Linked DNA regions of Homo sapiens: region 2 is linked to region 1. A link is an interaction called in ENCODE POLR2A ChIA-PET data of the cell type or tissue named here. Cell type or tissue: MCF 10A. All regions are shown on one strand.

Region 1 (4,000 bases):
CAACCCTGACTGAGCCCGAGGCACAGGAAGGAAATGCAGTTGCAATGTGATTAGGGTCATGAGGGTTTCTGTAACCGAGGGACGCCAAAACCTGAGTGAGTCTCTGAGGGCGATCAAGGGTTGCCCAGGACCTATCCTGAAGCTCTGAAGCCTTCCTAGATGACAGTCTCTGACTCCTCCTATGGAATCCCTCATAGGAGCCCCTGGCCGGGCTAGATCCCTAGGATAGGTGAGCTGACTTTGGAAGTCTTTCTGGTGCAATGTCACTTGGAAGTCAAGCTGTTTGTGTTGGGATAATGTAGAAAGAAGAAGCCTGAAGAGAAGGCCTAGGAGGGGCTGGGCTGACAATCCAGCCCTTTGAAGAGCAGGGGCTACCTCTGTGGTCTAGGGCACAGCCTGCCAATCTGGCAGGATGACCTCAGATGATGGCCGAGACAACAGCTGGATTCCGGATTGTTGTCTTGCCCTGCAACCCTGGGGCCCCCGTACCCTCAGGCCCATTGCCACAGCAGCACATGCTTCTTTGTGGAGGCTGAGACCTTTGATCAGCTCAGTAGCCACAGCAACTCTTCCTAAAAGGCACTGGCTTGGGAAGCTCTCCTGTGGACTCTTACCAGCCCTCTAGAGGCAGAGTGGGGGCCCCAAGAACAGCATCAGGAAAAAGTCAATGTAGTAAGAACTTTAGATGACACAATCTTGCCTCTATACAGGAATTTTAGCCTAGATACAGGCTATTTTTTAGTTTTTCCTTTCTGTGTAAGAAATGCACCATACAACACAACATTTAGCTTTTTCCCAATAGGAAAAAAAATGCACCAAAGGGCCCAAGATCGGTAAGTGAAAACCTTGAAACTTACAGCCAGGGAATAGAGGGACATGCATCGAACACGGGAACCACTGACATGGACGTTTTTCTTTTTGTTTAAAAAGCATGTATAGGCGGGGTGCAGTGGCTCACGCCTGTAATCCCAGCAATTTAGGGGGCCAAGACAGGTAGATCACCTGAGGTCAGGAGTTTGAGGTCAGCTTGGCCAACATGGTGAAACCCTGTGCCTACTAAAAATGCAAAAATTAGCTGGGCATGGTGGTGGGCACCTGTAGTCCCAGCTACTTGGGGGGTGAGGCAGGAGAATTGCTTGAACCCAGGAGGTAGAGGTTGCAGTGAGCCGAGATCGCGCCATTGCACTCCACCCTGGGCCACAGAGTGAGACTCCGTCTCAAAAATAAAATAAAATAAAAACAATAAATAAATAAATAGCATGTATATTGCACTTACCACATGCCCAGGCACCGTTCTAAATGCATTGCAATCTGTTAACTCACTGAATCCTCATAACAAGTCTTTTAAAGTAGGTACAGTTATCCCCATTTTACGGTGGAAGAAATGGAAGCAGACAGAGGTTAAATAACTTGTCCAAAGTTGTAACCACCCAGTGGGTTCACCTTGCTCACTGCCTAGATAGAGACGATTTATCAAGACAGGGGAATTGCAATGGAGAGTTCGGCCTATGCCCAGGAATGAACAAGGACAGCTTAAAGGTTAGAAGCAAGATGGAATCGGTTAGGTCTGTTTTCTTTCACTATCATAACTTCCTCAGTTATAATTTTGCAAAGGTGGTTTCAAAGTCACACAGGCGATAAATGGCAGAGTCAGGATTCCAGCCCAGGCAGCCTCTGTTTGCTTCGGCACTCTGCCCTGCTGCCTCCTTGAGTTTACAAGCCTCGTGATCATAGAACAGGACAGGGAGTGGCCCTCTTACTCCTCCCTTTTTCTTTCTTCCTTAGGTTCTTTTATATGGATCAAGTGCAGGAGTCCAGCCTGTCCCCTAGCCACATCAGGGAGAAAAAAAATGTGTGTGTGTGTGTGTGTGTGAGAGAGAGAGAGAGAGAGAGAATATGAGAGAATATGAAGGTGGCACTGCTGTCTGGATGCTTCTGGAAAACCCAGCTCTGTCAAGGACTGAGGAATACTGCAGTGGAAACTCCTGCATTTTATTTCCTGAGCCAGAATTCTGAGATGAGTATGCTTAGAGACTCCCCTAAGATGAGCAGCATCAAAGTCTCTTTAACCCTTGCCTCAGGGAACAGTCACCTAACAAAGAGGAGCTGGGGCTAAGCTTCTGTTTTACACTGAACAGAGCAGGGAAGAAAATTCATGCATCAGGGTGCTCTTTAGAGTTCTATTGTGAAGGAGAATAACTTGTTTATATTAGGCAAGGCCCCAGTAGCTTCTTTGTAAATTTCAGTCTGGAGAAAATAAAGCCAGAGCTGCAAGTCCAAACAGGTAAAAAAAAAAAAAAAAAAATTTTTTTTTTTTTTTTGAGACGGAGTCTCACACTCTTGCCTGGGCTGGAGTGCAATGGCGCAATCTCAGCTCACTGTAACCTCTGCCTCCCAGCTTCAAGCGATTCTCCTTGCCTCAGCCTCTCAAGTAGCTGGGATTACAGGCACCCGCCACAACGCCCAGCTAATTTTTTTTGTAATTTTAGTAGAGACGAGGTTTCACCATGTTGGCCAGGCTAGTCTCGAACTCCTGACCTCGTGATCCGCCTGCCTCGGCCTCCCAAAGTGCTGGGATTAGAGGCATGAGCCACCGCGCTTGGCCCCAGGTAAAATTTTGATAAGCTCATGAAAATTTCAACTAGAGAGTTCAGGCACCCATGGCTGGGATGAGGGCAACAAATCTGGAGCAACAAACATGCAACCAACAAGCTTTTTTTGACAGCATACTTTTGTTTGGCACTCCTCTACGCACTGGGATACAAATATGAGTAAGAATGCTACCACCTAAAATAATAGATGCCTGGATAGGCATAGCTTATCTCTGGAAGGTAACACCAGAATGTGGTCATGGAGATTACCTGTGGGTGGCGAGGGAACAGGGGTGGGAGGGAAACTAACTTGTTACTGTAAACCCTTTATACCTTGTCAATTTGGTATCCGAGGATATATTACCAATATATTACCCATTCAAAAGATAAATGTGGTATCAGGGAGACACAAATACGTAAATGTGTAAATAGAGAAGTAAATAGCAGCATCAGCTCACAAAAGCATGTTCACAGTGCTAGAGTTATTGACAACAATGGAGGAACCATGATATAAAGACTGAATTTACTAGCCCAGGCATGATGGCTCACGCCTGTAATCCCAGCACTTTGGAGGCCCAGGCCGGCAGATCGCCTGAGGTCAGGAGTTCGAGACCAGCCTGGCCAACATGGAGAAACCCTGTCTCTACTAAAAATACAAAAATTAGCCGGCCGTGGTAGCTCATGCCTGTAATTCCAGCTACTTGAGGGGCTGAGGTGGGAGGATCACTTGAGCCTGGGCTATCGAGGCTGCAGTGAGTTGAGATTGTGCCACTGCACTCCAGCCTGGGAGACAGGAGTGAGACCCTGTCAAAAAAAAAAAAAGACCAAATTTACCAATTTGGTTTCCTGGCTTAGGACAGAATTGAGGCTTCAGCCATGATAGTGACGTCTAAGAAGTCCCTCTACCTCTAGCCAGAGGTCCTGGCTAGAAGAAAAAAAAAAAAGTATGTTTTCTTGTCTTTTTCCAAACACATCACAAGAGCAATATATAACCTGACAAGAATGCAGGGGCAGGTAAGACCTGCCTAAGGCTGAAGGAGTTTTGTCCTTCCATAGGCATTGGCCTCCTCCTCCCCTCACAGACAAAGGTGACTGTGTCAGTAACAACTATTTACCTTGCAAGCACATACCTGTGCCTAGCCAGACCTACTCCCTTGCATAGAGAAGTGATTCCTGACAGACTCTGCATCCAACTGGTCTTGGGGCAATGCCACCTGCTCACTCTAGCCTAAACCTGCTGAGGAGCTAGCACAATCCTGAGAAAAAGGGTCAAGAAATCACGTTCTGGCCGTTGAGTGGTGGCTCACTCCTGTAATCCCAACACTTTGGGAAACTGAGGCAGGAGGATCACTTGAGGCCAGGAGTTCAACACCGCAGTGAGCTCTGATCACACCACTGCACTCTAGCCT
Region 2 (4,000 bases), 71 kb before region 1:
TGGTGGTGTGCATGTGTGGTCCCAGCTACTAGGGAGGCTAAGGTGGGAGGATCACTTGAGCCCAGGAGTTTGAGGCTGCAGTGAGCTGTGATCATGCCACTGCACTCCAGCCTGGGTGACAGAGCAAGACCCTGTCTCAAAAACAAAAACAAAAACAAAGCAAATGATTTCAAGTGGTTTTCCTTGGCTCCTGATGAATGTTTACCAATATTACTCAGTTGTTGTTTTTTACTCAAGGAGTCAATGTTGACTTTAAAGTGACTGAAGAATTGGACCGGGCGTGGTGGCTCACGCCTGTAATCTCAGCACTTTGGGAGGCCGATGTGGGCAGATCACTTGAGGTGAGGAGTTTGAGATCAGCCTGACCAACATGGTGAAACCCTGCCTCTACTAAAAATACAAAAAAAAAAAAAAAAAAAAAAATTAGCCAGGCATGGTGGCATGTGCCTGTAATCCCAGTTACTCAGGAGGCTGAGGCAGGAGAGTTGATTGAACCTGGGCGGTGGAGGTTGCAGTGAGCCAAGATTGTGCCACTGCACTCCAGCCAGCCTGGGTGACAGAGCCAGACTCTGTCTCAAAAAAAAAAAAAAAAAAAAAAATTGGCCTGGGTGTATGGTCTTGTGTGGAACAACTGCAGATGAGAGTATTTCAAAGAAGTCAGGAAAACACTAATTCAATTCAGTCTAAAGCATAATTTGCTAAGATGTATTACAAATATGTATGGAGCAGAAAAGGTTTAGACAAATGTACAATACTTGTCAAAATGTAAGTTGTTTAAAATCCTGTAGTTATTAATTGTATTATTAAACAGCAGGTACTTTGCAACAAACAAACAAACAAACTTGAATCTGTCTTGTGTTATTCTTGACAGTAGTGTCAACAGTGAAGTTCAGCTGGGCGCGGTGGCTCACACCTGTAATCCCAGCACTTTGGGAGACCAAGGTGGGTGGATCACGAGGTCAGGAGTTCAAGATTTTAGAAAATTTGAATTTGAATTTGAATTCAAAATTTTAGAAAATTTTCTAAATGAGAAGAACCCCACCCTTGACCACTATTATTGAACATGAATAGTTTTAAAAAATGGCTTTTGCCATAGACTTAGTAATGTTCCTTAATGAATTTAACCTAAAATTACAAGGCAAAACAGTGTTTATACCTGAAACCTGTACTGCAGTAAAGTCATTCAATGACATCCCACATTGTTTGAATCACAAACAGTGTCAAGGTGCTTTAATCACTTCTCGTGCTGTCAAAAGTTAAAAATCCAGATTTATATTCCCACACAAATTTGCGGTGGAAGTATTCTTGTACATGAATGTTCATAGCAGCATTATCTATATAATAACCAAAAAGTGAAAACATCCCCGTTGTCTGCCAATTGATGAATGAACAAAATGTGATATATCCATATGATGAAATATTATTCAACCATAAAAAGGAAAGAAGTACTGTAACATGGATGAACCTTGAAAACATTATGGTAAATGAAAGAAGCCAGACAAATGGCCACATATTGTAGGATTCCATTTATATGAAATGTCCAGAATAGGCAAATCCATAGAGATAAAAAGTAGATTAGTGGTTGCCGTGGGCTGGGAAGGTGGGGGATGTGCGGGTCGTGGTGACTACTAATGGGTATAAGATTTCTTTTTGAGATGATGGAAATGTTCTGGAATTAGTGGTGATGGTTACACAACTTTGTGAATACACTAAAAAACACCCAATTACACATTTTAAAAGGGTGAATTTTATGTTACGTGAATTATATCAACTAAAAAATAAGATACCTAAAAAATTATGTACTCATCTGGAATAGTCATTAAAATCACAATCATATTTAGAAACACACCCAAATCAGTATCATATATATATATATATATATATAATATAAACTATATAATGCATAGTCCTTTATTTAGCTGGTCTTATATATACATATGTGTATATATACATATAAATGCATGCGTTATAGAAATGTAAAGAATTTATATAATATTAAGGGTGTTGTGAGAAAGCCCACCAATCTTCATTGAGAAGTGACTCCCAGATCACAGGAGTCCCAGCTAACTTGGCCAAGACAAAGTAGGTTCTGGGAGGCTCCAGGCGCACCCCCGTATATCTTAGCCTGATAGGACAGCCCGGAAGTTTATAAGACTTCTGCTAACACGTGACCAGCGTAGCCACAAGGAAAAGGTGCAAGGCGCACTCGTGACGTCATTTCGGGGCGACCCTCTTCTTGGCGTAGAGTTTTCAGATTGCTCTTGGGAATCATGCCGAAAGTAGTGTCTCGGTCAGTAGTCTGCTCTGACACTCGGGACCGGGAGGAATATGACGACGGCGAGAAGCCCCTCCATGTTTACTACTGTTTGTGCGGCCAGATGGTCCTAGTGCTGGGTGAGTAGCCGGGAACTGCGGGGGCGTCTGCAAGGAGCCAGACTTCGGGTTCTTGAAGGCGAATTTCCTCTGGCTGTGATCTGGGAGCCACTTCTCAACGAAGATTGGTGGGTTTTCTCTCTCCGACTAAATCCTCCCTACGCATCCCCGCCCCACTCCAGGGCATTTTTTTTTTTCCTGCTTTTTGTTTAGCCTTGTGACTCTGTATCCAGACCTTCCTCAAAACTAAACTCCTTCAGGAGAACAAAAATAGAAACACAAACATATTGTATTTCCCTCTTAATCCACTGTCTTCAAAAACTACTGCCTCTAGAAGCTTTATAACTTTTCTGCTGGATACCAAGATGCTGCAGTTGCTCTTACCTCACAGCAAACGAAAATAAAACCCTCCCTCGATCCTGTATTCCCCTCCAGCTATAACCCCATTTCGTTGCTTCTTTTATAGCAAAGCTTCTCAAAAGAGTTGCCTATATTGGCTGTCTCTGCATCCTGACTTCTAATTCTCTCCTGACCTCACTTCAGGTAGGCTTTCCTTCCCACCTCATCATCTTAACCGTATTTGGCTCCATGTTAACAGTTCTAGTGGTCAGTTATCAATGTTCATTTTAATTCTGTCAGTGGCATTTGACAGAGGTAATCATTTCATTCCTTTTGCAACATGTTTTTTATTTGCTTCCAAGACTCCATACTCACTTGATTTTCCTCCTACCTCGTATTTCCCCCCCCCCTTTTTTTTCAGATGGAGTCTCACTCTGCTGCCCAGGCTGGAGTGCAGTGGTGCAATCTCGGCTCACTGCAAGCTCTGCCTCCCGGATTCAAGTGATTCTCCTGCCTCAGCCTCCCGAGTAGCTGGGATTACAGGCGCCCGCCACCATGCCCGGCTAATTTTTGTGTTTTTAGTAGAGACGGGGGTTTCACTACGTTGGCCAGGCTGGTCTCGAACTCCTGACCTCGTGATCCACCCGCCTCGGCCTCCCAAGGTGCTGGGATTACAGGCGTGAGCCACCGCGCCCAGCCTTAGATTTTTCCCCTTGTCTGGCTCCCTTTTCTCTCTCAGACTTTTAGGCATTCCAAGGCCCTATAGCTCAGTACTCTCACCTGTTCTCACTCTGTACCCACCCCCTAGGTGATCTCATTCATTCCCAAGCTTTAAATACAACTGACATGCTGGTAACTCCCAGATGTTCATCTTTAACCTGCACCTCTCCTGAGACTCCAATTGCCTATTCAACATCTCCACTTGAATGTCTAATGGGCCTCTCAAATATATCGTGCTGAAAATTGAGTTCATGACCCTCTACACCCCCTCTCCAATTGCTCCTCTTATAGTCATCCCTATTGCAGTCAGTAGTACAACTATTCATCCAGTATCTCAGACCAAAACCTGGAATCAGTCTTGACTTCTGTCTGTCACGTACCTTACATCTGTCCAGTCCATCAGGAAATCCTGCAGGTGCTTTCGTGAAAATGTATGCAGGATCTGACTGCTTCTTACCACCTCCATTCCTTTTTCTTTTTGAGACAGAGGGAGTCTCACTCTGTCACCCAGGCTGGAGTGCTGTGGCGCGGTCTCAGCTCACTGCAACTTCCGCCTCCCAGGTTCAAG

The links. Peaks named below come from ENCODE experiments on the same cell type or tissue, not always from the same donor. Only the 100,000 strongest peaks of a DNase experiment are listed, where the experiment ranks them.
Region 2: POLR2A ChIA-PET joins it to region 1 with 6 read pairs; 8 of 35 experiments call an interaction of 5 or more read pairs at or near these places.

What each region holds. Positions count from the first base shown.
Region 1 is chrX:119,492,426-119,496,425 of GRCh38, reverse strand. No RefSeq gene overlaps it. Among named protein-coding and RNA genes, the nearest start is that of SLC25A5-AS1, 25 kb to the right of the region's middle. In MCF 10A, no CTCF peak of the experiment used is centred here; a DNase peak (open chromatin) is centred at 2,365.
Region 2 is chrX:119,563,626-119,567,625 of GRCh38, reverse strand. STEEP1 (STING1 ER exit protein 1) reads left to right here and starts at 2,217. Exons shown (of 7, transcript NM_022101.4): 1 at 2,217-2,394. The coding sequence starts at 2,271. In MCF 10A, no CTCF peak of the experiment used is centred here; a DNase peak (open chromatin) is centred at 2,175.